3 separate regions of the Mus musculus genome follow, and regions 1 and 3 are each linked to region 2. The links are chromatin loops, found by intact Hi-C in ENCODE. Cell type or tissue: heart. All regions are shown on one strand. Links, peaks and the distances in the headings refer to the core of each region. The heading gives the core; the rest is flanking DNA. Region 1 has its middle 7.8 kb from the start of Gm10747. Region 2 overlaps Rab3ip (RAB3A interacting protein). Region 3 holds the start of Cnot2 (CCR4-NOT transcription complex, subunit 2).

Region 1 (10,267 bases), core at 1,516-9,515, 90 kb after region 2:
CTGGAACTCAAGCAGGGCAGGAACCTGGAGGCAGGAGCTGATACAGCAGCCATGGAAGAGTGCTGCTTACTGGCTTGCTTCCCCTGGCTTGCTCAGCCTGCTTTCTTACAGAACCCAGCATCACCAGCCCAGGGATGGCACCACCCACAACGGGCTGGGTCTTCCTCCATTGATCACTAACTGAGAAAAATGCCTTACAGCTGGATCTCATGGAGGCCTTTTCTCATTTGAGACTCCTTTCTCCCTGACGACTCTAGCTTGTGTCCCGTCGACACACAAAACCAACCAGTACAGCCTCCCATTTTGTCTTCACACTAAAAACGGAATTGTGACTTGCTCAATGAGCCCAAATGAGGAACTTTTCCATCCTAAAGTGAGTCTTTATCCCACATGACCAGGGCTCCAGAATAAAAGGATGTATCTTCTTCTGCCTGGCTTCCTCACCTGCCTAGATCATTTTCTTCTGAGTTCTGCCTCATAGACAAATAGCCAAATGTCCCTGCGGTTTGACCAATCCAAGAACAGGCTTAGCCTAGTCGTGTTTTGACATGATCTGCATGTTAGGGTGACAGCAAAGCCAAGCCTTTGTATATTTCCTCCCAGCTCCTAGGGACAGCTTGGCCCTGACTCTGGGGTTCAGTTTCAATATGATTTTTTTAAAAAGATTTATTTATTTATTTTCTGCATAGGAGTAAACCATTTCTCTCTTCAGACACACCAGAGGAGGGCATCAGATCCCATTACAGATGGTTGTGAGCCACCATGTGGTTGCTGGGATTTGAACTCAGGACCTCTGGAAGAGCAGTCAGTGCTCTTAACCACTGAGCCATTTCTCCAGCCCCAATTGCAATATGATTAAGAGCCCACCGATTTTTCCTCTCCCGTCCAAGCACTTAGAGCTGCCTGACCCCTGGCTGCTCTCCCTTCTTCTTCATTGTCCCATCCTCCCAGTCCAGGGCTTCCATTACTCTGGGCATTCACTTTCAGCCTCCTTCAGCCAAGTGATAGAGAACATAGATTAAATGGAATAGGGAAATATAAAATTTACCGACAGTACAAAGAAGAATCAATGAATCACCTCGGAACAACTTCAAAAACTTGAACAAAGCCGTATATGGTGGCATGTGCCTATAATCCCAGCACTCTAGAGGCAGAGGCAGGAGCACTGAAAGTTCAAAGTCAACCATGTCTATGTGATGTGTTCAAGGCCAGCCTGGGCTATGTAGCAAGATCACACTTACCTCTAAAGTCCAAAGCAAACAAACAGCAGCAAGATGTTGAGAAAGAAAAAGGCAGTTAGGGAGCCGGGCATGGTGGCGCATGCCTTTAATCCCAGCACTTGGGAGGCAGAGGCAGGTGGATTTCTGAGTTTGAGGCCAACCTGGTCTACAAAGTGAGTTCCAGGACAGCCATGGCTACACAGAGAAACCTTGTCTTGAAAAACAAAAAAACAAAAAAAAAAAACAAAAAAAAAAAAGAAGAAGAAGGCAGTTAGGAAATTGGACAGATACCCATCTTCACAAACATCACATTCTCATCTGGAAAGTAGGCTGCTCACTAGGATTCCCAGCCATTCTTAGCCATCATGAGCGTCTAAGGGAAAGGATGGAAACCTCAGATTGTCCTGTGTGACCAGCAAGCATGACTGTGACTAGTGTTCCAGGGATTTATCACCAACTTCTTGCTATGGTAATCTGTTCTTCAGGGTCCCCTTTTACCTTGGGATTCTCGGTCATTTAGAAAGATCCCCTTCTGACACTCACAGCATTGAACCTCCGACTTAACGGTTTTGTCAGTCTCTTCAGATGGTTTTTCCTCTCTGATGCTTCCCAGCCTTCACCATCTTCCTTCTCCCTGGCATTTTCCATCATTCCTTCACATACACACACACACACACACACGTGCATGAGCACACATGCACATACATATGTGTGTACACGTGCACACATGTGGGTGCACACATACATACGCATATGCATGTGCACACATGCACACATGTGCACACACATGAGCATGCACACACACATATACACATGCACACAAGTGGGTACACACATGTGCACACATGCATCACATACACATACACACATGCACACATGTGCATCCACACAACACACAGCATCCCAGGGCAGATCACCACAGCTATGAATCCCTCATCTAACTCATTATGTATATCAATGTCCTCCAACACAATGTGGAACCAGACTTTTAAAATTTTTTGATTGCAGTCGTTCTCCCCACTGTGAGTCTAGAGGACTTAGAACACTGGCTTCAAAGTTGGAAGGTTTCTTAGGACAGCCGCTCTCCCCAATGCTGGTCCTATATCAGCCAGTTAGGAGTAATGCAAGTGTAAAACCAAACACAACACCCAAAGAAAATGCAAATCAGAATCTAACCCACCTGCCCGCCCCTCCTCACAACCCGCAACCTGGTCAACAGCAAACACCAATCAATGCCTGTGCAGCCCAGGACATAACCAGGGATTATCTCAGGCAGGGACTGCAAGTCTTTCCAGACTTTTGGCCTTAGTCCTGTGAACGCAACTCTTAGGACAGTTTTCCCGTTGATATGACTGCTGAATTGGAAAAAACCCAACTAAGCAATATCAGGACTCTCTGATTGCACATCTTACAAAATCTAGAAGACCCCAACCTTCCCGTAGAGCTTTTGAACCGTAATCCAACTTGAATCCCTCACCACACTCTACGCTGTCCCTCAGCATCTCTGAGTATGCCGTCAGCATGTCCCCGACTGTGGCAAATACAAAATTCCCTAAAAAACCTCACGTGAGCCAGACCAGATATTAACTTTTTGTTTGAGCTTCTTTGTTTCTGAATTTTAGAAGATGGGCCCAATTCTACCTTGTGCCCCAGGTGCCAATGGTGCCATGGAACTCTCTTCTCTGAGCTTCTAATTTCAGGACAATTGCCTCACAGAGATGAAGGGGAAGTACATTTTGTGTCTCGAAACAAATAAGACATTTCTAAAGTTGATTTTGTGCAGAAATTCTATCCTGTTCCAAGTTCCTTGGGTAGTGGCTCTGCATCAGATGCGATCTTGCACCCAGGAGACACTAGGTAGTGTTGAGAGATGTTTTCGATCATCATACTGGAAGTGTTACTGGTACATAGTGGAAGAGGCCAAAGATGCTATTGAACACCCTGTGATGCACAAAATCAACTTTAGTGCTGGTTCCCTAAAAGTTTAGTGTACCCAGAAGCAAGCATGGTTCCGTTTGTCTGTCTATCTGACTGACTGTTATTTGTTCAGGTATTGATGCTGGGTTTTGCCAGTACACAGAACAGTGCACGGGCCTCCTTGTTACAGATATTCAGCTTCTACACAAGAGGCCAGTTCCTGATGCCAGGGGGAACCCTGCTCTACTGACTACAGTGCTGCCCAGAGAGCAGTCTACAGGGACGGGGGTGGGAGTGGGAGGGTGGGGGTTAGGGGGCTCAGTTAGGGCAGGGAGGAAGAACAGCCATGCTGAATGAGATGATGGGTACCAGAGGAAGTCAGCTTTCATTTTGTTTCTTATGTGGTTGTAGTCGATAACTGTTATTACTATTAACAGTCAAAAAGAATGCAGGGGCTTTGATATCTGGCTTGAGTCTGTGGACTTGGTTGTTGGCCACCTGTGGCAGGGCTTAGTGTCCTTAGGGGTGGCTGAGTGAGGCAAACAATTGAAATTTTAAAAATATATATATGAGGGACCCTCTAGAGACCTTTTTTTCTTTTATTATATGTTTTTATTGGTTTATTTAATTCTTCATTCATTTCGTGTGGAGACAGAGGGTAGGCATGTGGAGATCAGAGGGAAACATACTGGAATCAGTCACTTCTTCTGCTATGTGGATCTTGGGAATCCAACATAAGCCACCAGGCTTGGCTGCAAGCACCCTCACTCGCTGAGCCATCTCGCTGGCCCATCACATCAGCCTCGACCACACTGCCTTTGCAGTGATATCCTGAGCCCGCTGTGTCACCAGCGTCACGCTAAGGCCTCAGCACCACAGTGAGAACCCCGAGCATCAATGTCAGCCTTCCTGCTTCCCATCAGTAGTTTCATGTCTAAAACCTCCAAGGTTCGAGGTCCCAGAAGTTCAAGGCCACACTGGGCTACCTAATGAGACTATAATTAAAAAAAAAATTAAAAGGCAGAAGAGATGGTTCAGTGTATACTGTATATATGTGTGTGTGTGTGTGTGTGTGTGTGTGTATGTATATGTATATATGTATATATATATATATATATATATATATATATGCACTGAACTATATATATATATGATATATATATAAACATATGTTAAAAACATAACATATATATGTTAAAAACATTTACTATATACACATATATATAATAAATAAAACACATCTTAGGAATTAGTGGTGTTGCCCTTCAGGGAGAAGGCAGGAAACCAGATCCTGGCAGGAGACTCTCTGGTTTGAATGGAATATGCCCTCCTACAGGTGGTCAGGTCAACTTCCGCTCCTGCCAGGGAAACCAGGCAGCACCAGCTCGAAAGGGGGTTTCTTTCTCAACCTTAGCTGGAGGCTTCCACACCGGCAAGCAAGACGTTTCTGCTTTCTCCCATCTGTCTACCTATGAATCATAAATGCCACGCCGGTGTTGACTCCCAGGGCCAGGAGTGCCCCCTGGTGGCCATATGACCAACTTATTTCTCTTCTCCTGGTGGGTAAAGCCAGCCAGCTATCTGATGAGCTACACAACTCTCTCTCCCGCCCAAAAGCAATTATTTGGATGTTGATGACTAATAATAAGCATTTACCACGATCCAAATGTGTCATCAAAACCTTACTCAGACTGTCCCCTTTAAGACTCACAAATTCTATGATCTATGATAATATCCTGCAGTTCACAGTTCAGATTGCTTGTCTCTGGGACACCTAGACCCCTCTTATATATTTTAAAGATATGTTATGTGTACGAGTATTTCATCTGTATATACATATGTGTACCGCGTCTGATGTGTGATGCCTGCAGAAGAGGATTCTGGATTCCCTGGGACTGGAGTTACAGTTTGTGCGCTGCCATGTGGGCGCTGAGAATTAAACCCTGGTCCTCTGGAAAAGCAGCCAGTGCTCCTGACCGCTGAGCTAGCTCTGCAGCCCAAGAATACTCTTAAAGACACTTTCCACCAAACACTCTCTACCTTCCATTTTGACCCATGATTCGTCTCTGATTTCTACAGATTTGCATTCCCAGCAACAGGTGGTTCTTAGGGCATCCAGGTCAGCTTGACCTGGAGTTTACGCCAGCATATCCCCCCCCCCCTCCACCCGTCCCCACTCCCGTGTCCCAGAATGCCCCAGGGTACTACCCAGAAAGAGCCAAGGTTTCTAAGGAACAGGTCACGTGGGATAGGTCAGATGGGGGTGGGAGGATGGCCTGAATGCACCGTTCTCCCTGCAGGTATTTTAGAAGGGACCGCTGGGGACGTGGGGCTGCCTCACTTCCGGCACTGGATATTAAAGAGCCTGGTCTTAGGCTCAGAGCTTGCTGAGCCCTGGACAGTCAGAAACCGGGCCTGAGATTCTGGGGGAAGTTTTGCTATGGGGATGTGGCTCTCCCCACAAATCTTTCCACTTTTCAGTTTCTTCAAAAGCATTTCCCTCTTGTTGAAGCCTCTGGGCCTCACATCAGGACTGAGACACCTCCTGCCGGATGCAGCCACTGTCTGTGCAGGTCGGAGCTCATGACCAAGAGCTCTCTCATGTAGAGTGTCCAGTTGCGACTTGTCTCAGAATTTGCAAGTGAATGTGAGAAATAATGAAAGAAAAGGAGGGGGGCATGTCTACCTCTCGAGTATGGAAAATATTTTTATTGTAGATATAAAGGAGAAAGTAGGCAGAGGGAAGAGTCCAGGCCAGCAGGACCAAACCGGACTGCGAGAGGGGTGGAGTGGGAGGGGTGGGATGAGGGAAAGCAAGAGAGGAGCCTCGGGCTAAGGCAGCCCAGGCCAAGAGGAAAGAGAGTAAAGGGCAGACAAAAGGACCGGGAAACCAAAATGTCTGGATTATATAAGGAAGCGCAGATGGGGGGAGGGCAGCCCAACCCCTGGGCTGAAGAAGTTTAGGGTAGCGGGGCTGGGTATGCAACAATACCCTGTACCAGATAGGGATGAAGGATGCTGGGAGAGCCTGGCAGCCATTTGTCTCTGGTTTAAGACCTAACAGCAAGCCTGGGAACAGGGAGTCTGAGAGGGCCTGCCTGCTGCTGCCTGCCTGCGCCTGTCTTCCAGTGTTTTCTCAGTAACACAGCAGGGACTCCACTAGAGCCAGCACTAAATTGTGACCACGTGGAGGGCAGCCACGTTTTGGAAACTCAGTCCCAGAGCCCCTGCAGGAGGCCTTACCTTCCCATCTTCACCTAAAAGCAGAAAATGGTACTAGCATGTAAGGAGCAGCCTGGGCGTGGCATTTAAATAATACTGTATAAAAAGCCCTCAATGTGGGGGACGACAAGAGAGCAGCTATTATTATTAAAACTAACTGCAGAGTCTGCCGAAAGTAAACCTTTTCTCTTCTTTTCTTTTCTTTTCTTTTCTTTTCTTTTCTTTTCTTTTCTTTTCTCTTCTCTTCTCTTTCTTTCTCTTTTCTTTTCTTTTCTTTTCTTTTCTTTTCTTTTCTTTTCTTTTCTTTTCTTTTCTTTTCTTTTTGCCAAGAGCCTCAAGTGTTTCCTGAAGCAGAGGTCCAGACCAAGCCAAGTGTTACACCAATGTTTATCTAGTACCGGTAAGCGGGACCTGTTCTGTTACTCTATCCCTTGGACCTATTCAACGATAGAGGTGCTGCTGCTTTCTATATTTTACAAACTAGGAAATCAAGACGTGTTAACAGCGGTGTGGTAAGGTGTTTGCCTAGCATTGCACAAGGCCGTCGGTTCATCCCAAGCATTAAAAAACAAAAGCAGGGCTGGAGAGATGGGTCAGCGGTTAAGAGCACCAACTGCTCTTCCAGGGGTCCTGAGTTCAATTCCCAGCAACCACAGGGTGGCTCACGACCATCTGTGTTGGGATCTGATGCCCTCTTCTGGTGTGTCTGAAGACAGCGACAGTGTGCTCACATACATGAAATAAATAAATCTTTAAAAGGAGAGAGAGAAGGGAGAGAGGGAGGGGAAGGGAGAGAGAGAGAGAGAGAGAGAGAGAGAGAGAATGAGCAGTGTATTAGGCATAGGATTTCAGAGGTTTCAGGCACTGTGGCAACTTGGTCCCATTTCGGGGAGAGCCTTTGAGGTAGAAAAAACGCCATGACAACATCCGTGGTGAATAAATATAAGACCAGACAGGAAGGGACTAGAGACTAGAGATGGTCTTCTCCAGTGCACCTGCCCGGTAATGTGACATTCCCAGGAGGCCTAAATCTCCTGAAGATTCCATATCGTCCCAATAGCACCCACAGGCTGGAGACCAAAGCCCTTACAGGTGATCCTGTGAGAGGCCTTGTCAAACTCAAAGGATTCCAGAGACTAAAGGGAAATTTTGCATTTTTCTGTCACCATGAGGAAATAGGCTGTAGTGAACCAGGAGGGTATAGAGTTGGCCAGGTCTTCAGGTCTTTCTGAAACCAATTGAAAGACAGATCTAGGAAAGGGAGACACCACCACCTTCAGGCTGGCCCCAGGCCCAGCCATCTAAGTATCCAAGGACTTCCTGGAATAATCTTTCCCCACATCTGATGATAACACTAATATAAAGGGATTATAACACAAAGCAGCTTCCGTGTATGAGATACTTTGAACCCAGTATCTCCATGACCTCAGGCCGAGCCCACTTTGGCAGATAAGTAAACTGAGGTTGTAAGATGTCACCCGACCCCAGTCCAGAGCAAGGTTGATATTAAAACTCTTGACTCTCCGTGCGCTCGGGGCCCACACAGTTCATGTCTGGTTCATCATGTTGATCCCTCTAAGTGTCTTAGGGAGATGTGCAAAGCAGCAATGGGTGGGGACCTTGTTGATTATAGCTTTACAGTCTGGAATTTGAATGAAAATTCAAACAACAGTGGATTTCTCAAGCTCGATCTCTGACCCACATTCCACACTTAGCCTTTGTCTTAGTCGGGGTTACTATTTGCTCTAATGAAACACCATACTCAAAGGGGAGGAAAGGGTTCGTTCATTCAGCTTATGGTTCCACATCACTGTTCATCATTGAAGGAAGTCAGGGCAGGAAGTCAAACAGGGCAGGAAGCTAGAGGCAGGAGCTGATGCAGAGGCCATGGAGGAGTGCTGCTTACTGGCTTGCTCATTGTGTCTTGCTCAGTCTGCTTTCTTATAGAACCCAGGACCACCAGCCCAGGGATGGCCCCACCCACAATGGGCTGGGTCTGCCCTAATAGGCTTGCCTACCGCCCAATCTATGGAGGCATTGTCTCAGTTGGGGCTCCTTCCAATTCATTGACTTCAGCTTATGTTAAGTTGACATAAAACTCACCAGCAGAACCTACATTTCCAGGTAAAATATGCCTAGTATTTGTTAACACTAAAGTCTCCCAGCAGAGAGTCTATGCTTCCTAGCCTGATGGCCTATTAGGGACACAACCCTCTTCTTTCTAGAAAAGGAGAAAGAGACATAGAAAGATAAACAAGGAAACAATTGATGGAGTTCAAAGAGACCTTCAGAGTCCAAGTCTAGGACCCTTTCAACCACACTACCACACACAGTTCAGGTGAGCAGTGTCTAGCAAAGATCTGCACCAACAGATTCCTGAAGCAGCGCGATACTGAACTGATGACAAAAGTCCCCTCCCCATGAGTAAATGAAAACGAAGAAAACAGCTAGCTCACTGTTTTAGTTAGGGTTTTACTGCTGTGAACAGATACCATGACCAAGGCAACTCTTTTTTTTTAATTAATTAATTTATTTATTTAATGTAAGTACACTGTAGCTGTCTTCAGATGCACCAGAAGAGGGCATCAGGATCTCGGGTGGTTGTGAGCCACCATGTGGTTGCTGGGATTTGAACTTCGGACCTTCGGAAGAGCAGTCGGGTGCTCTTACCCACTGAGCCATCTCACCAGCCCCCCAAGGCAACTCTTATAAGGACAATATTTAGTTGGGGCTGGCTTGCAGGTTCAGAGGTTACACTGGGAGAATAAAAGATACTGTCACAGTATCCAAGCTGAAAGGTGACAACCAAGGAGACTGCCAAAAACTAAAAGTGTGCCAACTGTTCTGCGAAGGAAGAGTTCAGGAACCCTGATAGACCAGTCAGGAGCAGATCCAATGCAATCATACTAGGGTCTTTATTTACAAGCTCGAGCTTGGGCTGCCCACTTGCCAGCCCTGGGGGACAGAGGGAGGGAGCGATTCTAGCCTGGCAAGCATCTAATTGGAGAGTTATTATGGCCTTTACCATAATTGACTGGTACTGGGAGTCAAACTATAAACTTACCTTCTATTTCCCACTGCACTGGTGGTTGTTAGATAGAAGGCCGGCTGTTGTGGGGTTATTCTGTTAACTCCAAATTTGCTGGGGGAGATTAGCTTGGAGATGCTGGTCTTGTGGGGGTTAGCCTAGAAACTGGAGCTAGACTCCGGTTTCATTGGGGGGTAACCTGTAAACCAATTCTAGCTACTGGCCTGTTTACCTGAGTTCAAATGCTTTAAAATGGAGCCTGAATTGAAAAGATTTGGCCTCTCACAACCTCCCCGATGTCCCCTCATCTGCAGCTATCTAAAAGCACACCAGCCCCAGACATCTGCTTCACTGTTTAAAATTTACATCTTCTTCCCACACACTTGACATCACAATGGCTCATCGATTCCCAAAGCTTCAGGGCTGCTGCTCTGTGAATTCCAGAAGGGTCTCAGTTGCTGGGAGTTGTATTGATGTGACTGCTTTCCGACTACACCAAATGTCTATATCTCAGTGAGATTCGAGGAGACACCAGGCACGGCTGACAGAGAAGATGCAGAGGGCTGAGCGGAAACCCTTGATGTTGGCCAAGTCTCCTCTCTGCTCTGCGTATTGACTGACACCCACTGGGGCCTCATCAGAAGGACAGCGCTACCGTTGCACATGCCCGGTAATGTAACTTTCCCAGGAGACCTCAATCTCCTGAAGATTCCATATCGTCCCAATAGGACTCACAGGCTGGAGACCAAAGCCCTTACAGGTGATCCTGTGAGAGGCCATGTCAAACTCAAAGGATTCCAGAGACTAAAGGGAAAATTTGCATTTTTCTATCACCATGGGGAAATAGGCTGTGGTGAACCAGGAGGGTATAGAGTTGGCC
Region 2 (10,267 bases), core at 962-8,961:
TGAAAACATTTCAGATTCCATAAGAACTTCCCCGAGCTGCTCTGAGGCCGTCCCCATGACCAGGTGCTAACACTTCTGAGCCCCTGAGAATGTTTACAGAGACACACGGACATATACGCAGCTAAGTTCAGCTAATCATAAAATCCTGATCAAGATCTTCCACCGGTGGTGGGCGAGCACTGAAGAAGACAGTCCCGCACGGCCCTCAGAGCACCCTGCTCCTCCGAGACATTTATTCCTCAGCCGTTAATCACAAGGACACTTTGATTTCTACATCAGCAGGAAATTACTTTGTACGGCGTTGTCCAATAATTTTGCAAAGTTTATACATAAAATATAAGACGTCTCTCTCAAGTTGCTCTCTTAGTAGTAACACTAGGAGTCTTGTAAACCAGTCTTTGGTGTTTTTTTCCCTACAGGGAAAAAGTCCCGGCTCCCCTCCAGCCCTTCCTACAGCAGCTCTTGGATGACTGTGAATGATTCTGCTCTGAGCTTCAAACCCAGGCACCAGCTGCACACATCCCTTCTTCCACAAAACACAAAAACATTCACGCACGTGTAAACTGAAAACTTTAATTATCCCCCATCGCCAATAAAAAGCCTTAAAAGAATATCCAGTAGAGGATAAAAAGAGTGTAGAAAGTCCAGAAAGAAGACAGTAGACTGACTGTCTCAAAATTACTGACTGTCTCAAAATTACTGACTCTCTCAAAATTACAGATTAGTACATGGCCATGTGGGAACAACCAGAATTTTACCAACTAAAGCTATAAATGCCCAACTTCAAAGTAAGTAAATTTACTAATAATACATTTATTAACAGCAAATGGCAATTTCAGTCCTCAAAGTTTAATTCAATACAAAATATTTATTGTGCTTCTAAGTCTAGGGTAGGGAGAAAAGTACAAACTTATAACTGTACATGTACTATACGTAACTGTATTACAGCGTACACACATACACTGTAACACACACGTGTAGTCAGAACTGGAGGGTTACACTAAAAACACACCAAAAGCCTTCTCTCTAGTGGGAGGGAAAGCCAGGCAGAGCGGAGGCCATGGGGCCAGGCTTCTCTCCCTGGTTTTCTACAGGTTAGAACTGTAACTGGAAACGTGAGGGATCTTTGGAAAGTCAGTTGTATGATGTTCTGCTGGGGCAAACACATGAAGGACGTTTCCTTAAAGTGGACATGGGTGTGAAAGACTCGGAGACCTGAGAAGGAACCTTTCGCTGAAGCAGACACTGCAGAGAGGACGTTCTGCTAAAGCAAGCACATGAAAGGACACGTGACGAAGGATTCTTCCCTGGTGACACACATGTATTGGTCCGCCTTGCATTGTGTAGTTGAGCTGCATTTGTCAGGACTCCACAGAGAGAAACGTGTGTGTTGTGCTGCAGTTTCTTGCTGCTTCCACAGACTCCCTGATTGGATGCACAGTGCCGAGGGAAGGCACGTGGAGGACACGTGATGTTTAGAGGGTATAAATAGGACTCCACAGAGTGACCCGAGACAGAGCTTGGCTTGCTGGTACAGCTAGCTGTGCAGCACCTGTGGGTCCCGAGTTGTCGTTGATCGAGAGACACAGCTGAGAACAGCTGAGGCCTGGCTGTCTCTGCCACCACTGCTGACTCCTGTGTGCTATCCCGACTCGAGGTAGATAGATCCTGGACTGCTGCTGTATCCGTGAGGTGTTTGTGAGTGGATCGAGCTGCCCCTGCCTGCTAACCTGTGAGCTGAACTGCCGATTTCCAGACAACACAGATGGAGTTGCTCCAAAGAACCTTTCTAAATGGGTCCACTTCCCCCATGTCCTTTCTTTCCCACTACTTAGGTGGATGGTGGGCTAGAATAGAAGGGAGGTTAAAGGTGTTTAAGTACCATCATTAAAAGAGAGGTTTGAAAAAAATTACAATTACAAGAAACCATATGAATATTAATTTTTTAATCTCTGGAAGTAAAAATGCCTAACATAAAGATGGTAGCTTACTCAGGAAAATGTAAGTATCTTATGTGACGCTAAAACAGTATGGTAATAAACCCTAACGATGGCTGTCTCCAGGTCAGGTCAGCAGTGATACCGATGCTTTTATTCTAAAGCTACTATACATATAAAACCAAGCACATAAGTTATCTTAATGTCACTTGTGACCAAGACGGTTTTAGATATGACAAGGGTTTAGTAAAACTACAAAAATCAAAAAAGTTGAATCTTACGGAGTCCTTAAATGAACTCCAGTTCTGCCCTCCTACAGTAGATCTGCTAGTGGGTTTCAGAACTACATTGCCACTCACTGACTAAAGGCCCTGATGCCCTTGTCCCTGCTGTGATCTCAGTAGCTACTGTGAGCCTTGTCTAGGTCCAGTGAATTTATATTTACTAAGGTTTTTTTTTTATATATATTTCCCTCATGACCTAACCAGATGTATTACATACCAGAATGTAAGGATGAATTGATTTTCCCTTTTATTTACCAATTTTAAAAATAAGGAATTGATTTTTCCCTTTTATTTACCAATTTTAAAAATAAGGAATTGATCCCAGTGCGTCTTCGGTGTTTCCTAAATGTCACAGAAGACACAGAGAGCAGGGCAGGCAAAGGCTCAGTCAGTAAAGAGCTTGGTCCCAGACTCCATGGGAACAGTGGGATGTACTGGGGTGCTTGTAAATCCCACAAAGGTGGGAACCAGGAAGGAGACAAGAGGACTCCCCAGAGCTCTCCCCTGGGGCTCCCTCAACTCTCATCCAGGCAGCCAGCCTAGCCTGCAGGGTGACTCCAAACTAATGAGAGACCCTGTTTTAAAGGACAGGGTGGATGGTACCTGAGCTACATCCAAGATCAACTTCTGGCCACACACACACACACACACACACACAGGGTTGGGGAGAAGAAAGAACAGGAAGGACAAAGAAACCAAGGCATTCGGAGTAAAGGCATTAACAGTAAAGCCCTCCTCCACCCCAGCCCCACTAAGAACAACCACAGAAAGACAAAGGTCCTGGCAGGATGCTCAGGTGTCCGAGGTATGGCCTCAGCACTCATGAGAAACCAACGTAATCCACGTAAGACACAGAGAAGGGCACTGACTCTGCTTCCGTTAAATTACCAGAACAATCCATGCATGCCAGGATCGCACATCTCTACCCTGGTTTCACCTAAAGGGAGGAAAACTGAAAAACCACCCTGAGGAGTGTGTCTGCCTGCGATGCTTCTGCTCTGCTGACACACCTCGACAGTGTCTAACGTCAAGTCACCTTAAGGTTAACTTAGCTCTGGGATAGAGAGGACCTGCTGCCTTTGCAGGGGACCTGGGTCCGGTTTCAAACACCCACATGGTTCCTACAGCCACCTGTAACTCGTTCCAGGAGCTCTGATGCCACCTTCTGGCCTCTGAGGGCACTGCATGCATGTGGCACATAGGCATGCAGGCAGACCAAAACTGACTTCTAACCAAGGAAAAACTGATCAGAACAATATGTTCTGAACACTAATACGCTCTTAAAAAAAAAAAAAAGACTTATTTATTTATATATGTATGTGAGTACACCATTGCACTCTTCAGACACACCAGAAGAGGGCATCAGATCCCATTACAGATGGTTGTGAGCCACCATGTGTTGCTGGGAATTGAACTCAGGACCTCTAGAAGAGCAGTCTTAACCACTGAGCCATCTCTCCAGCCCCACTAACACACTCTCAGTGGTACTGTGTTTCCTCCTAGAAGACTGTATTCTCACACCAGAAGCAGCAGCCAGCCTCTACCAAAGTAAGCAGGGGTATTATGAAAGTCCCATGTATTAATAACTATTGATGCCTAGCAAAAGCCAAACTTCTTATGAAAACGACATCTTCCTAGGTAAAATTCACACTTGAAAAGAAAACCAAAGTATCACTAAGATAACTCAGATCATCAGGATAAGTTATTGGTAAAATATTTTCCATGAAGTATCATAGAAGTTGGGCATTCTAACACACACCTGTGGTCCCACCATTCTGGCTAAAGCTGGAGGATATCTGGTTTGAGGCCATCCTGGGCTACATAAGAAAACCTAGTCTTTAAAAAAAAATATCTGAGTACATCAATAAAATACATATAGATGATTTAAATGGCAGCTACAAACTTGATGCATATTAATAATCCACATGAAATTAAGAAAAAAATCACTTTCCCATTAACAGTGTATTCCTGATCTGACTTCTCTTGACAAGTGAGAAGTGGAAAAAGAACTACATTCCCAAATCAACTTGGTATATCTGAAAATTAATTTGATTCTCTAATTATAACACTTGTTACAAGAACTACACTTCAGAGGTTAAAAAAAAAAAACAAAACGTATATGGCATCAGAGAAGAAACACTAGTGCCTGAACAGAAAAGCTACCAATCTCAGTTTTAAATTTGTTTTCTAGGTTTTTATTTTTATGATTTATTTATTTATTATGTATACAGTGTTCTTCTTGCATGTATGCCTGCATGCCAGAAGAGGGCACCAGATCTCATTACAGACAGTCATGTGGTTGCTGGGAATTGAACTCAAGACCTCTGGAAGAGCAGCCAGTGCTCTTAATCTTTGAGCCATCTCTTCAGCCCTTACCTTTTTAAAAAATATTGTTATTGTAACTGTGTATGACGTGTGTGCACAATCCTAAGAGTGTCAGAGCACCCACGCTGGGGGTCAGAGGTCAGCTTACATAAACTCCAAGCTAATCCATGCTAGAGTGAGACCTTGCCTCAAAACACCAAAAGGGATTATAAGTATTATTTTCATCTTTCTTCTATTCATTATTTACCAACCACTGAAAGATGCAGTAAGGGCTGAGCTATATAACCCCACACAGACGTTTTGGGGTTTTTTTGTTTTGTTTTGTTGTTTGTTTGGGGGTTTTGTTGTTGTTTTTGAGACAAGCCCTGGCTGACCTACAATTTCTATGTAGACCAATCTGGCCTTGAACTTGAGTTACACCTATCTCTGCCTCTAAAATGCTGGAATTAAAGGAGTGAGCTACCACACCTGGCAAGATACTTTTTTTAATTCTCAGATGACTTTCTAAGTTAGCGTGACTTTTTAAAAATTACTTTGCTACTTCATGAGTATGTCATAAATTAAAGTGTTACAAATCCCACCTATTAGTCCACTTCCTTAAACACCGCCATCCAACGACTTCCAGTATTCACAGAAGTATGGCCACCAGCTTCAGCCTCGGGGACATCCTGAAGCCAAGGTCTAAGAATGGAGCAGTGGGCAGACTCAACAGATGACGTGTGGCTGTCAGAGCCGGTGACTACTCTGCAGGCACAGGCAACGAGGGGAAAGGGGAAAGCTATCTCTCTAAGGAGAGTAAACTATAACTTACAGGGTAAATGCTAAGTAGGAATCCACAAGATTGACAAGGCTCCAGGGACTAAGACAGGACGCTCGGGGAGTAAGGGCCTGACAGGAAGATAAGCGGCAAAGGAAAAGGGACAGAAGTCGACCAAGCAGAGTGGGCAGCTAAGGGGCAGACCGCTACACGGTTCACTTAACATGAAAACGTTGCTTGCGTTTAACCTGAAGAGTCAGACCTACAGCCTGGAAAGCGTAGCCAACCTATAACAGCAAAACGAACTTCAAGCTAACAATGGCTTTAACTAGCCGCAACTGGCTGAAATGGCTACCTACACTATAAAGGTTAGATCAATGTCAAGGTCATATCCTGGGACTCTCTAGAACAAGAGTTTATTTTTGTCTGCATATATACACAGTCTGGCTGAGCATCACAGCAGCCTTTAAAATGGTCTCAATCCCCACTTTACAGAAACAGACTCAGAGACACTCAGTAGCCAAGATCAAATAGTCAGCAAATAAGAAGATGAAAGCCCTCAGTGTGTCTGCTTCTAACTGACTCCACTACATTAAAGACACAGTTAATGTAGAAAGACTGAGAGACAGGAGAACAGCAGAATCGTGGCTGACCCCACCGCTGGTCACCGCTGTTTTGTGTCCTTTCTCTCTCCTTTCCCTCTTCTTGGGTGCTATGGTCATGTCTTCCTGAATTTACTACTTAGTTGACATTTTTTGCCATTAGAGTTGCCATAATGTGTGTGTGTCCCTGTGCATATGGGGACCAGAGGACTGACTCACACTCTCTCTCTCTCTCTCTCTCTCTCTCTCTCACACACACACACACACACACACACACACACACACACACTGGCTGGCGCTCATCAATTATGCTAGGCTAGGCAGAATGGCAAGCTTCAGGTTTGCCTATTTCAGCCTCCCCGATACTGGGACCCCAAGTGCAGCCACCAGACCAAACCTACGGTGGTTAGACTGAGTGATGCCCCACAGGCTCTCCTATTTGAGCACCTGGTTGTCAGGCGTTTGGGGGACACTGTGCTTAACTGGGGGTTAGTGTCGCACATCCTCATCTATGTCCCGTGCACGCTCTCTGCTTCATGCCTGTCGTCACGATGGGGTATCCAGCGTCCTGCTCTGGTGCCTGCTGTCATGCTGTCCCTGCTAATAGGGATTCCTAGCCTGCTGGAACTATAACCCAAAATAACCTCAACTATAAGCTGCTTTGGTGGTGGTATCATAGCAACGTAAAAGTAACTAATACACAATTTTTTACATGGCTCTGGAGATCAAACTCGGGCAAGCGTTTTACCGTCTGAGCCTTCTCCACAACAATCCTTGCAGGACGGTGTAAGGCACGGCATGTAAACTAAGCACACGGCAGCCTGATTTTACTCAAGTCCGTGTTTCCCGTAGTCCCCTCAGCTCTCATTCCCAACACTTCACTTCAATCTCTGCTGTTGACGCAATCTCAATGGATTTTCCAGCACAATCCCTCCTGGGTACCAAGCCCAGTGCTAAGCTATAAACTGAGGTAAGATAAAGTGACACCTGCTGCTGTCCAGGAGCTCAGACAACCGCCCTTCCCAGCATGCATCCAGCTCTCAACGCTCCGAGACCGAGGCAGGCCAATCTCTGTGCCTGGTCTACAAAGCCAGGCCCAGGACATCCAAGGCTGCACAGGGAAACCCTGTCTCAAAGAAACTAAAACTAATAAAGAAAAAGAAGTAAAAATATAAATGTAGCACAAATATCAAAATTAATAAATAAAAGGGTATAGTAAAAGTAAGCTTTCAGCAAGCGAGGGAAGGAAGGTTACAGAATATACATAAGGTTACAACAGGTTACAGAATATACATAAGGTTACAACGTTATAGAAGCCTGGCTCTAGCCAGATGGGAGTGAGGGTTAGGGGGTGGGAGTTAAAGAGAGCATTGCAGCAAAGGAGAAACTAGTTAAATGAGTTTTCCCAAACCCTGAGGTTTGACTTTTAAGGTATCAAGTAGATACAGTAGCGAAATTTGTTGACCTGCATTGTACTGGCCAAATGTTTTGCTTTAAAATGTATCTTCAAGAACAATATTCTTATAACTTTCTGTCCTTACCTTCACACACACCCTACCTACTGTTTCTCTCTGCTTCCACCCCAGTACCCAAGTACTACAGATCTTTGAATACTCAACCAAATGTATACATAGATTTTCACATACATATGTGTGATATATATACATATGTATATGTGTGTATATATACATACACACACACACACATATATCCTCCTAAATTGTTTCTGTTTTGTTTTGGTAGAGGCTGTTGCTTTTTGCATCCTAGAAACTGACTGAGCTTGCAGTCTCACAGGCTAAGCTAAGCAATCCCCTGTACCCTGAGCTATATCCCAGGTCCCTCTAAGCTTTGAGGAACATATTATATAGTATATAAGAGTATCGTAAGTTCCTACCTTCAACTTTTTATAGCTTCCTTTAACCCCCGCTGGCTTGCAAAGTAGATACTCACTGAATATTTTATTCAAAAGCCTCTGGTGACATAAGAATTACATATTACACTCATATAACTATCTCATAAAAGCTAAATTAAAAACAATTTTTCAGCATTACGACCTACAGATGAAGTGGCAGAGCAGTAATTAAGACCAGGCAATCCTTCAAGCATGAACTGGTTGGACGTTGTGACTAAGAGCAAACAAGGCGTCACAACCTATACCACAAGAAGCCGTGGGTTTATGACAGTTGAAGCCCTGTTACCGAAGCTGCCTGACTTCTAATCGACCTGCCAGCTATCCGATCCTGGCTAAGCTACACAATCACTCGTGTATCAATTCCCTTAGCTACGAAAGGCAAGGGGATATAAATGACCTATCTCTTGGTTGGTGAGGGTACATGAGCTGGAGCAAGCTTAGATCAGGACTTCGATCTCAGTTTAACAGTGGCAACAGGGATGTCACCATCGGGACACTTGGAATAGTTTTTAATCAGACACACAAATGGCAACACCTTCCACTGGCCTGCCCTCTAAATGCAAAGCTCTTTTTTCAGAAAGCATAGACCAGTAGCATAAGGAGTTTAAACAACAGAGTTTAAATCTCCATTTGGGGTTCTCAAATAGTTTTTAATACTGGCTTTTCGATCAGCCACTATAAATGACAACTATGTACTTCGGGCAAGTTATTTTGATTTTCTGCACTTCGGTTTCCGGGTTTGAAAAATCTGATAAAGCTATCTATAACCTAAAAAATGGCCTGAGGACCAACAAGCCAACGTAGCCTCAAACAACAAGCCCACCAGCCCAGTGCCCAGGCCACAGTCAAGTTAACACTTCTTGCTTCTTCCCTCCCCCCGAAGCTCCTCCACCTCCCTGCGCGCCCCATCTCAATGGAATGTCCAGTTAAACTCATATCCCACCTTTATAAAGTTCATGTTGGGTTGAAACAACCAACTACTAAAGGAGCAACTGCTGACATTTGAATGTGTTTCTACTGAGTATGCTCAATAAATGATTTACTCGAGGTCGCATGCTTGGTGAGAGATGGTTCTGAAAGTTATCCGTTTTCGTTAGAGCTAAGCCTTTGTGAGACCCGCTCAGCAGAAAAGCATGGGTTATCTAACCCATACAATACATACAAAACTAACGTTATATCCTAGCTTCCATTCTGCCACGGCGTAAATATGAGGGGTGGGCAAGTCCCAGTAATTTTTCCATTAAAAAAATATATATATATATCTGTAGGGCATCCACGTATACTGCAGAGTAGAGGCATAAAGAAACTCTGAGGCAAAGAATATGTCTCAGAGTATAGAATTACACTGATTCAAAAGTACAGCTGCATTTAAACAGAGACATCAAAGCTCCACAAAGAAACTGAACATCAACCAGGCAGTGGAAGGTGAGAATCATTCGCTAGCACAAATGACTTGCTATGTAAGCAATGAGGCGTCTCATCAAGCACGCTCATTCACAAAAGAAGGCATTAATTCAAAACATCCTTGGGCCGGAAAGAGAAAAAAGTTGAAAGACGTCTGTTCTTATAGTTAAGAATGCATTGCTGAGTAAATCTGTGTAACTGTTAAGTTCAGTTAATATATTCCCCTAGGGCCTTGAGGAGTAGATTCGGAATGCAGTGTCTATTCAAACATGAAAAGTCCTCTGAAAACGCACAGTCCTGGTAAATAAATAACACATGCTAACTGAACAAGGCCCCATAAAACTGGTGAAATATTTAACAGTATCAAATATTTACAACGATGGGCTGCATACCTACTCTGCCTCCTTTTCCTCTCGATTCATTGTTTAGAAACAAAAACTTAAGAACAGTGTAATGAACAGAAACCGGGTCTTTCAAGAGATTTACAATAGAACGGTTTGTTTTAATCCTCTTATCGGCCTCTCCTCCAATTATGCAATCATTCCAGAGCCAAAAGATCACAGGGCTCTTTCCCTTGACACGGGGGACACTGAGAAGTGTCTAAACAGGTAGGCTGGGAACAGGCAACATTTCCTTGAAACTAAAGTGCCTCTGGGGCACCAGCTCTAACTCGGAGGAGAGTGCGCCAGCCAGCCATTACGGATCGATGTTTTAATCCCCAACAACTGGCAACTCTTCGCGTGCTGCAGCGTCCACCCGGCACCATCCTCTCCCCAGCCTCGCTATTCCGCGGGCGGCGGGGGGCGAGCGGCCCACGCAGGGGGAACCGCTGTTCTCCCACTCCCGGGGTCCCGATTCCCGAAGTCAGGCTGGGCCGAGCGCGGCGGGGGAGACCCCGGGAACCGGCGACCCCCGCACATCCCCGGCCAACCGCGCCGCCCGCGACTTAAGCAACTCCGCGACCGAGGCCGCGCGGGCCGCCAGGTGAGCGCCGGAGCCGCCGCCCTTCGGGTCCCCGGGGCTCCGCAGCGGGCGGGCGGACGGGC
Region 3 (10,267 bases), core at 1,101-9,100, 360 kb before region 2:
GTAATGGGATCTGATGTCCTCTTCTGGAGCATTTGAAGACAGCTACAGTGTACTTACATATAATAAATAAGTCTTTCAGCCAGAGTGAGCAGGAACTGAGAGAGCAGGATTGACGGGAGTGAGCGGGGCTGACTGGAGCAAGCAGAGATCCTAAAATTCAATTCCCAACAACCACATGAAGGCTCACAACCATCTGTTCAGCTGAAGTGTACTCACATACATAAAATAAATAAATAAATCTTAAAGAATAAAAAAGTAAAACTCAAAAAACAGATTCAAGAAATGGACGTGGTGGCGCATGCCTTTGATCCTAGCACTTGGGAGGCAGAGGGAGGCAGGTGGATTTCTAAGTTCAGGGCCAGCCTGGTCTACAGAGCGAGTTCCAGGACAGCCAATGTACACAGAGAAACCCTGTCTCGGAAAAAAGAAAAGAAAAGAAACAACTAAGCCAGCAACTGGTTTGCTTGAAGCTTATTTCTTGAGACTCTAACTCCTATACATTACAGAAAGTGTGTAAATGTAACCAAGACAAGAGTCTTGCTCACACTCAGACCTGTAGGGATCATGGTGGAGGAGAGATGAGATGTAAATTAAGATCCATGGTGACATACTCAGTAATGAGTATTGGGGGTTGGGGGAGTCAGGAACGATTTCATGAAGAAACTGACATAGGCCATAAGTTTACCAAGTAACAGAGAGAAAGTGACACTTAACACCCAGAGCCACACATGCAAACAGGCTTATGAATAAAAAGGCAAATGTTTAGACTTAAGGAGCAAATGAGTTCCAAACAGTTAACTAAATGGTCTTGGACCCTGAGTTTGATCATATATAAAAATGTGTCTACCAAAGGAAAACTTTGTATTTCTCTACACAGTTCAGTTTTTTTCATTTGTATGTTGTATGTTGTATAAGCCATGCGCCCATCCCAAAGGTAAAGACAACGCAGACCATTTTATCACTTCATAATGCAGCGTTCCTCCCTGAAGTTAGATACCAAGTATCTGCAGCTTCATTTCAGAAAAAAAAAAAAAAAACCTGTCAGAAAACAGCAAGAATTCTATTTCTAGGGCTAGCAAGATGGTTCCGCTGATAAGAGCACTGGCTGCTATTCCTAAAGTCCTGAGTTCAAATCCCAGCAACCACATGGTGGTTCACAACCATGGGTAATGGGATCTGACGCCCTCTTCTGGTGCATCAGATCAGCTACAGTGTACTTATGTATGATAATAAATGAATCTTTGGGCCAGAGCAAGCAGGGACTGAGCAAGTGGGGGCAGACCAGAGCAAGCAGAGGCCCTAAAAATTCAATCCCCAACCACCACATGAAAGTTCACAACCATCTGTACGGCTACACTGTAGTCACATCCATAAAATAAATAAATAAATTCTATTTCTAGAACATCCTTGATAATATTGATGAGTAAACTGTTATTGGCATGATTTGTCCTAATAGTTGAAAAATTTTAAATAGAAATTGAAGGACACCACACAGAATAACTACAGACATAAGAAAAAATAGCAATACTAAAGAGCTCAATAAACTGATGCAAGATAAGGTATTAAAATAATTTTAGAACCTTAAACCCAAATTTTCCTTATAGTTCCTTAAATGTAAATTTCTACAATAGATACCAACTCGAGCACAGCTTTTCCCCATATTGAAAATGTTAGAATGAAATTAAATTCCTTCAAATATCAAAACAGAAATCATTTTTGGTCCAGACAGTCACCGGAACCTAAACAAGAGCCACTTCTACCATATCAGTAAATCTTCTGACCCATCACTATATGCAAATCCACTGAAATTACAGTCCAACTCTGATGAATTCTGCCTCGAAAACCACCCAACCTCTGGTACCTTGACTTATTGTGTTTTGTGTTACAAAATCCACTAGAGGGACTGGAGAGATGGCTCAGCAGGTAAGAGCACTTACTGCTCTTCCAGGGGACCTGGGTTCAGCTCCTAGCCTCCACTAGCCTCCATGTCAGGCAACTCATAACTCTAACTCCAGCTTCAGAGCCTCTGGACCCTCAGAAGACACTTGCACTCACATACACATTATCCACATGCGAGCACACACCTATACATAATTTACACATAATTCTTAAAAATACCACTACAGTCTGGGTAAGAAAATCTCCTCCTAAAACTATCACCATTCACATAAGCCTTCCTCCAATGTCTGCTCAAACAAACATACAGGATCTACAGCCTGCTTTTAAATGTGTGACACCAAAACTAACCCTATAGTACATTTTTTAATGTTTTATTATATGTGGCTATTTGTGTGGATAACAGAAAACAATTTAGGGAAGTTGATTCTCTTGTTCCACCATATGGGTCTCTCAGATCAAACTTCTATCATTAGGCTTGGTGTCAAATGCCTTTATCCAGTCAGCTATGTCATTCATTTGACAGTTAAAATTTTAATCAAAAGATACTACAACTTAATATCACTTCAAAACAAAACAAAACAAAACAAAATTGTATACTTATTTTTACTGGTTTACTACTATCTACTCATACTCTAGTTAGATACAAAAATCAAATTTTCTAATCAAGCAAATTTGGCCATTAAAAAAAAAAAACCTATACTATCCCATGTCGTGTAAAAAAATTCTATAATGATCCATTAAAGTTTAAGTTTTGCTAATATTAGCACCTACTTAAAAACAAGCAGACTGCCGGGCGTCACACTTTTAATCCCAGCACTTGGGAGGCAGAGGCAGGCGGATTTCTGAGTTCCAGGCCAGCCTGGTCTACAGAGTGAGTTCCAAGACAGCCAGGGCTAAACAGAGAAACCCTGTCTGGAAAAAACAAAACGAAAGAAAGAAAGAAAGAAAGAAAGAAAGAGAGAGAGAGAGAGAGAGAGAGAGAGAGAGAGAGAGAGAGAGAGAAAGAAAGAAAGAAAGAGGAGAAAAGAAACAAGCAGAACACGATTACTAGTATTTCTAACTTGCCAGCAGTATAAAATATTTATTTTTGAAGTTTTAAATAAACCTAAGGCATCTCTGAAAAACCAAAAAGCACCTACCTTTATATAGGGAAATTAAAGGTAATTATTATTTTAGGGAGCCTATTATTTGGAGTTTGATTTCATTTTCAAATCAAATAGTTCTCAGATGGCTAGGCTATAAACCACTCACAGACATCAATCTGCTTCATTTTCCACCATACACCATTTATTTGTAAGCACTTTAGAAAGGCTGTATTTACTGATACGTTAATGTGCAGGCCACTCTCAGCCTGGAGCATCTGGTAAGGTTACAGGTATCTCTAGACTGCATCTGAGAACCAAAGTGCTCTGCCAACACATGCACTACCTTATGTGTGTCAATAAAGCATTAATAGGAATGCAAAAAATAAAAAAATAAAAGTCAAATACAGTCTTTATTTCTGGTCTAGAGTTAAAAACAAAAACAGGCACTTTTTTAAAAATGAAAAGGTTTCACTTTAAAATTAAGGATCTTGCAAAGTCAGCAAAAGTGAAAAGTGGAAGAAGTTGTCTGTGCATTTTGAACTTTTCCTTTAGCTTTAAGATGACAACAGACTGGATAGGCAGAGCACAAGGGACCATTTAGAAAACATATTAAAGACACAAAACCTGAACACAGACAAATATTTGAATGTAGACAACCATTTCAGTGTACTGGATTTTTAAACACTTCCAACTTGGAATAAAATTACCTTACAAAACTACAAAGGTGACTTCTGAGAAGGAACTGTTGTTGAATATACAAAGCATTCCCAAACATAAAACTGTTGTGAAAGTTACCACCCACTTATTTGGAAAGGGAAATCTATAGGAACACGATTCCATCTCCCTAAAACTTCTCACTATAGAGAGTAATAGAAAATGTATTCAGTTTTGAACATTAAGTGTGTCCCTTGTGAACAGATCTGGTTAACGTTCTACCATTTGCCAATAATCTAAGGATCATATTGCTGTATTTTATTAGGAACTGTCCAGATGATTAAAGAGAAATCTTTGACTAAGGATTTAATGAAAATGAAGCAAAACACTCTTAACACTTGTCTTCCCAGATGTTGAAAAGTGGAGATGTCCCCCTAGGATTTCCAAGAAAGTACCTATGTGTAAGATTTATTTATTTTTATTTTCTTTTGGAGGTAAAAGCGTACTGATTGGATCTAACGTAAATGCAAATAACAAAACCTTAGAAATAATTTTACAAAAATAAAATTACAATTAGATTTCCCGAAGGGCCTACAGATAACAAGAATTATAAGCTTTTCTCCTAAGCAAACAGTACCTCAATTAAGAACTACCGGGTTTCTTTTAACCCAACTTATTTCTTCTATGAAACTTTGAAGTGAAGACCTAAAACAAAACGGCAAAAGGTAGAGGGGGCCCGGCGGAAGTAGAAACCAGGGCTTGCAACTTCACAAGAGTGGCTCGGGTTCCTCCTCCGCCGCCCCAGGACCATCGGAACTCAAGAGGCTACACCACTAGAGAGGCTTCCCACTCCAGGCACGGGGGCAGAAGCAGCATCTGAGTTTCTCTCTCGCCTTTCCACCTTGCAAGAAAGGCCCCTTCGGTATAGCTCAGGGCCTGGAGGCTCCCGAGGCCCGTTAGCCAGTGCGATGTCCCCATCTTACACAAACAAACAAATAAAAAAAAAAAAAGAAAGAAAGAAAAGAAAACCACACAAGTGGCGGAGGATGCGCGTGTATGGCCAGAAACGTAAAGCTTCAAGGACCAGCAGCTGCTGGGAACGTGGCAGGCAGGAGCCGTGTCCAGTGGCCGGGGCTCCTGGATGCTGCTGCCGCCGCCACCGCCGCCGCTGCCTTCTCTCCTAGCCCAGGAAGCAGCACGGCGGCAGCGGCTGCTCCGCGCCGGCGGGAGCCGGGGAAGCCCCGCGGCGGGCAGCGGGGGCCCGGGCCTAAGCTCCGGAGCGGCTGCGGCTGCGGTAGCTGCGGTGGTGGCGGCGGTGGCGGCCCGAGCACGGCGACGCTTTACGTCCCGTCCACCCCGCCACACACCCCCTCCCTCCTCCAGCGCCGCCACCCCCTCCCCGCCCGCCCGCCCGCCCGCTCCGCTCTTCCCTCTCTCGATTGGAGCCGAGACAAAAGCAACGGGAAGCGGCGGGCCGGGACGCTACCCGCGGACCCCGGGCGCGACCGGACCAGCCCCGAGGCATTCCCCCGCCTTGAGGGGGCCCCCAATCCGCCTCCCCCGCCGCGTGCCCCGCCGCCAGACTTCCGAAAATTGGCCAAAAACTCACCGCATGAATTTTCTTGTCCCGCGGATCCAAGATGGCGACGTATCCACCGCGGAGGCTGCTGGGAGCAAGACCTTTACCCTCTGACCCCCGCCGTGACCCCCGTCGCTCCGACTCCGCTCGAAGGCGGCGGCGACGGCGGCTGCAGCAGCAGAAGCCGGCGAGCGAGCGAGGCTCGCCGAATGGACGGAACGCCGCCCGTACGCCAGTCGACCGTGAGAAGCACAACGCTCGCCTGGAGCCTTCCCGGGCTTCCGCCGCCTCCCGCGGAAGGTGCGGCGCTGTCTTGTGGCGGTGACCGAGGAGAGTGGGGCCTGGGCGGCCTCTCCGGGCTCCCGAAGCCAGACCGCCGCCACGCCGGGAGCTGCTGCGGCCACGCCTGGAGCTGCGGCCTGGGGTCCGAGCGAGCGGGCGAGCGCGGCCTCGGGGGCGGGGAGAAGCCGAGGGTGGCGTGGGTCCGCCCACCGGGGGACGCGCAGCGTGTTTGTGTTTGTGTTTTCCTCGGACACCCCGCCCCCGAGCACCTCCTGCGGGCTGTCCCCGGGCTGTCCCCAGCCTGCTGCGCGGCGCGGTGCGGTGCGGTGCCTGCGGTGCTTCGGTCCTCCCACCGCCCCGCTGCCTGCGCTACCTGGGTGCGCTCCCCCAGACACCCGCCGCACGCCGCCCGCACCTCCCGAGCAGTGAGTTCCCCTCCGCTGGAACCTAGGCGTTTGATCGCCGCCCCCTCTTCCTTTTCATGCTCCCCTTTTTTTTACCTGCCCCCCCCCCCCCCGGTCTAAACCTGGTGAGAGGAAGTAAGGGGGAAGCGTGTTTTTAAAGCACTGCCGGGAGTACTTAATCTAACCGAACGGTGTTTGTGGCACTTTATTTAGTTCCCGCCCGGCGCGCCCTTGGTAAACCTTAGTGACCAGCTGGCTCATCCACTAGACCTTTTGAAAATACGGTGGCTGTGGTTGGGAACTAAAGTGTTTTGCTCTCCAAAGCCGGACTGTCCCTGAAAGTGAAATTACTTTTTATTGCTGTAATACTCTTAGTTTACACCTTTGAACATCCACAAACTTCGTGTTTTACGGTTACTTAACTTGCTAAAAAGCCTCTTTGTGCTTTGAAGTTGCGAGTTTCATAACGTATCGCTGTTCATGTTTGAGTGGTAGAGCTTACTAATGCGGATTACTACTCATTTGAAGTAAATAAAGTTTCTGCTGTAGTTTAATAAATTACCTCCTTCCAGCCCGCCAGTCTATATAGTTAGATATAGATTCTGTGATAAACGGAAGCGATATATATTTTTATCATAGAAAGCTAAAGGCAAGAAATAGGATACAATAGCCTACGGTGAAATTAAAAGTACCTTTGTCATGGTTTTGAAAGTAATTTGACATAGCAGATATGCAGTATCAGCAGATATGCAAATTTGTTTAAATGCGGACAGGAACTGGTGTAGCCAGTAGAAAAAAAAGGTTTATTTTGCTAGGTTGTTCATTTCATTAAATACTCCTTTTCACCGTTTTGTGTTTTGTTGGTTTTTCACTTTAGGGAAATTCAAGAAGGAACAACACAGTCCTACATGGCCCCTCCCCCAACCGTGCCTTCCTGTCTCGTCTGCTTTCTCTTCCTCTCAAGTTAGCATCTACTGCCATAAGGTAGTGTGTTCAAAGACTGGCTACTCTAGGCGTGTGCAGCTCATGTGCGTGAATGCATGCAATGCAGAGCACCTTAATCTGGCTGCTCGTTATTGGGAGCCCTTAATGTGTATGTAGTAGCATTATCACATTAAGTAACATTAAATATTCTAATTCATTACTCTTCTTACGTATATTAACTTAAAAACACATTTTTGTCAAAATTTAAACATTGCTGTCACTGGGGAAGGTCTGAGAGTATTGCTATGCTTGGACTTTACCAGGTGAGATAAGACCATTTTCTTAATTAATGTGTGGAACAGGGATGCTAGGAAAAACTCCATGAACGTCCTAGCATTTGCTAAAGGCTGTATTGATGGCTCAACGTGACGATGTATGCACTCAATAAAAGATGTATGCACTCAATAAAAATCTTAAATCATCCTGTCGCACCGAAAACTTCTTTTCAGGGCATAATTTCACAGATCTTTATATCTAGCACATGGAAAGCAGAGACAGGCCAATCTCTGAGTTCCAGATCAGCCTGGTCTGCATAGCTAGTTGCAGATGACACAGGAATATATATATATATGTATATATATATATATATATATACATATATATATATATATATATATATACACACACACATACATATATATTAATACCTTGTAAAAACAAAATGACTTCATCTTCAAAGCCAGACATAGTGACATTTGTTGTAACCTATTACTGTGGAGACTTAGGCATGAGAGTCAATCAAAATTTGAGGCTAACCTGAACAACATATTCTATAAGATCTGTCTCCAATAAAACAGCTTCATAACAGTTGTTAATAATGATCATAGTTATCCAATTTGTCTTAAAAATATTTTTGATAGTGAACAGGTCTAATAATTTTGTTACTTTTGCTTGAAAATAGTTCATACTGATGAGTATATTTATGTGGTTTTGAGAGATGTTGTTTTGTGCACCTCATAGAAAACTCGATTGGATTGAGGGGGAAAGGCTTTATTAAGGAAAAAATGAGTTTGTATATATTTGCAGAAGGAAAGGCCTCCCTTAAAAAACAAACCAAAAAATGTGGATATAATACTAGGTTGCTGCCGGGCGGTGGTGGCGCACACCTTTAATTCCAGCACTTGGGAGGCAGAGGCAGGCGGATTTCTTAGTTCAAGGCCAGCCTGGTCTACAGAGTGAGTTCCAGGACAGCCAGGGCTACACAGAGAAACCCTGTCTCCGAAAAACAAAACAAAACAAAAAAAAAAAACAAAATTACTAGGTAGCATGTTTGCCGTGACAAGGAACGGAAAGGACAAGGACCTCAGACTGCCTGGAAAAGCATGGCTGACTTCTCCCTCGCCCGAATCCCATCAGCAGTGACCCTGTTTACAGATTTAGCCTGGAGTTAGGAAGCCACTGTGACTTCTGTCTGCATCCATCTTAGCAGCATTTACTGAGAACTCTACAAATGTTCTGAACCCCGCCCCTTCTCAGCAGCCCACTCCTGTCAACTGTTCCTGTGTACCAGCCAGAAGCATCACTTTAATGTTTTTATTCAGTTATGTTCCTTGGTGTTTTAAAACCCTACTCTAGCTCCCATATGTACATATAGAGTAAACCCAAATGGCCGCTCAAGCTCTGCCTTCTCCTATGCTCTGGTTCCAGCCTTCTTGCACAGACTGCTAGTTGTTTCCCCAAATCCTTCTCTTTCTGAGTAGTAAATGTGGGCACATGGCTACCTGGAGTAAAGACTTCCTAGCCTACGTCAGAGCCACGTGATAGCACTGATGACCAGTTGATTACAATCTCTCCCTCTCTCTAGTCCTTATCATGCAGTATTCTCCCAGAACAACCCTTAGAATAAAAGCAGGTGCCTCTCATCCCTTCGCTCCTCCCTGTTGTGCTCGGCCTGCCAGTGTAACATGTACACATAGGAATTGGTACAACCTTACACTGGTAGTAACTGAGACCCTTCAGGGCTTCATGGGTCAGAACATGGTAACTGCACTACATTCCTTTCAGGTTTTGATCTTAGGGGAAATTGGTTGTTTTTTTGGTTTGGTTGGTTTGTTTTTTAATCAAAACCACTATTTAGAGTTAGACATTGAGCCACCTCTAATCCCAACACCTGGGAAGCTGACTCAAAGAGATCCGCACACATTTGAGGGTAACCTAGACTCGAGGGAAGGAAGGGTCATCCTGGGTTACGTTGTCTCTGGCAGGCCTTCCTTGGCCACCCTCCCTCAGATAGCTCCCTTCATTGTTTATCCTCTAATATTACCTTCTGTAGGAGTAATTGCAAAGTGTGGAAAATCAAGCTAGGAAAACATAGCGCTAAGCCGATGAGATGTCTGGAACAAGAGAAATCACACAGCACACTATAGCAGGTCAGATCCCAAGACGGGTGTGCTTAGAGCAGAAACTCACTGAGGCTGGTTGGTTTTAGAACTTACTGAGCTTCAGCTGTTGAGCTCAGAGTGTCCCGTAGGAAAGGTTAACCCAGTCTGAGTCTTTAGATGCAGTTAACACATTACAGTTGTGCTGACTACAGTTCAGAGAGCAGCGCTTCTGACTCTGCTGAGAGTGTAAACTGGCAGCATGTTTCTAGAGTGGACTGCTAAAGCCTTGAGCCCTCAGTCGGTTCCTCTTCCAAAAGTGCGAAGGATGTGTCTAACAGCGATTGCTTGAGGCTGTATTCCACTGTTGCCTAGATAAGCAACATCCATACAATGAATAGTGCTCAGCCATTAGAGATGATGTTGACCTGTCCTCTTGGCTCATACATGGTTGGTTGAAGTGTCTACACAGGCTTTTCCCTCTGCTTAACTCTACCAATGCTTACAAAGGCGCCAGGTGCTAGGATCATGATTCACCCAAGTGACCTCATTTGACCTTAATTACATCTTTACAAACTGATTTTCAATACAGTCACTTTCTGAGGTAATGGTGATTAGAGTGTTCAGGAGTGGCAAGCTTTGCCCCATAAAACACTGGAGGGCAGGAAAGGCCGCAAGCCTCTCTGACGAGCAGCAGAGGGGCGAGTGAATGTTTGCAGTGCTGCTAATGCCAGGCAAGAGCTGATACAAACGTTTAAATCAATCACTGCTCTCCCTTGGCTTCCTTAGCAACAAAAGGGTGGGAAGGACAATGCGGAAGCTTCTGACTTTACCAACCTGGAGATAACATCGCATCCCATAGGACTTGTTCCACAACTGCTGCTCCTCACTTCAGATGCCAGTTGCAAGTCAGCACACCCTTTCTAACTGATCCTCTATAAATCAGGAGCCCATGGCTCCTCCCTCAGGTTCAATTAATTTACTCTAATTGATCGCAGAACTCAAGGAAACACTTAACCTATACTCATTGATTTTTTTTTTTTATTTAAAAAAAAAATACTA

What was found. A loop is a pair of places that touch in the nucleus more often than their neighbours do. Peaks named below come from ENCODE experiments on the same cell type or tissue, not always from the same donor. Only the 100,000 strongest peaks of a DNase experiment are listed, where the experiment ranks them.
Region 1: it touches region 2 in a loop (3-fold over the local background); 16 of 42 quality-filtered maps call a loop at or near these places.
Region 3: a loop joins it to region 2, with 2.1 times the contacts of the local background. A loop is called at or near these places in 4 of 42 quality-filtered maps.

What each region holds. Positions count from the first base shown.
Region 1 is chr10:117,029,341-117,039,607 of GRCm38, forward strand. No RefSeq gene overlaps it. Among named protein-coding and RNA genes, the nearest start is that of Gm10747, 7.8 kb to the right of the region's middle. In heart, for the core only: a CTCF peak has its summit at 4,667 (motif pointing left); a DNase peak (open chromatin) is centred at 4,661.
Region 2 is chr10:116,939,847-116,950,113 of GRCm38, forward strand. The region is part of intron 1 of Rab3ip (RAB3A interacting protein); the gene reads right to left. Among named protein-coding and RNA genes, the nearest start is that of Rab3ip, 5.5 kb to the right of the region's middle. In heart, for the core only: CTCF peaks have their summits at 3,400 (motif pointing left) and 4,482 (motif pointing right); no DNase peak of the experiment used is centred there; H3K4me3 peaks cover 1,180 bases; H3K27ac peaks cover 1,780 bases.
Region 3 is chr10:116,576,206-116,586,472 of GRCm38, forward strand. Cnot2 (CCR4-NOT transcription complex, subunit 2) reads right to left here and starts at 5,306. Exons shown (of 16, transcript NM_001037846.3): 1 at 5,248-5,306. In heart, for the core only: a CTCF peak has its summit at 1,183 (motif pointing left); DNase peaks (open chromatin) are centred at 5,306, 5,576 and 6,856; H3K4me3 peaks cover 3,474 bases; H3K27ac peaks cover 2,103 bases.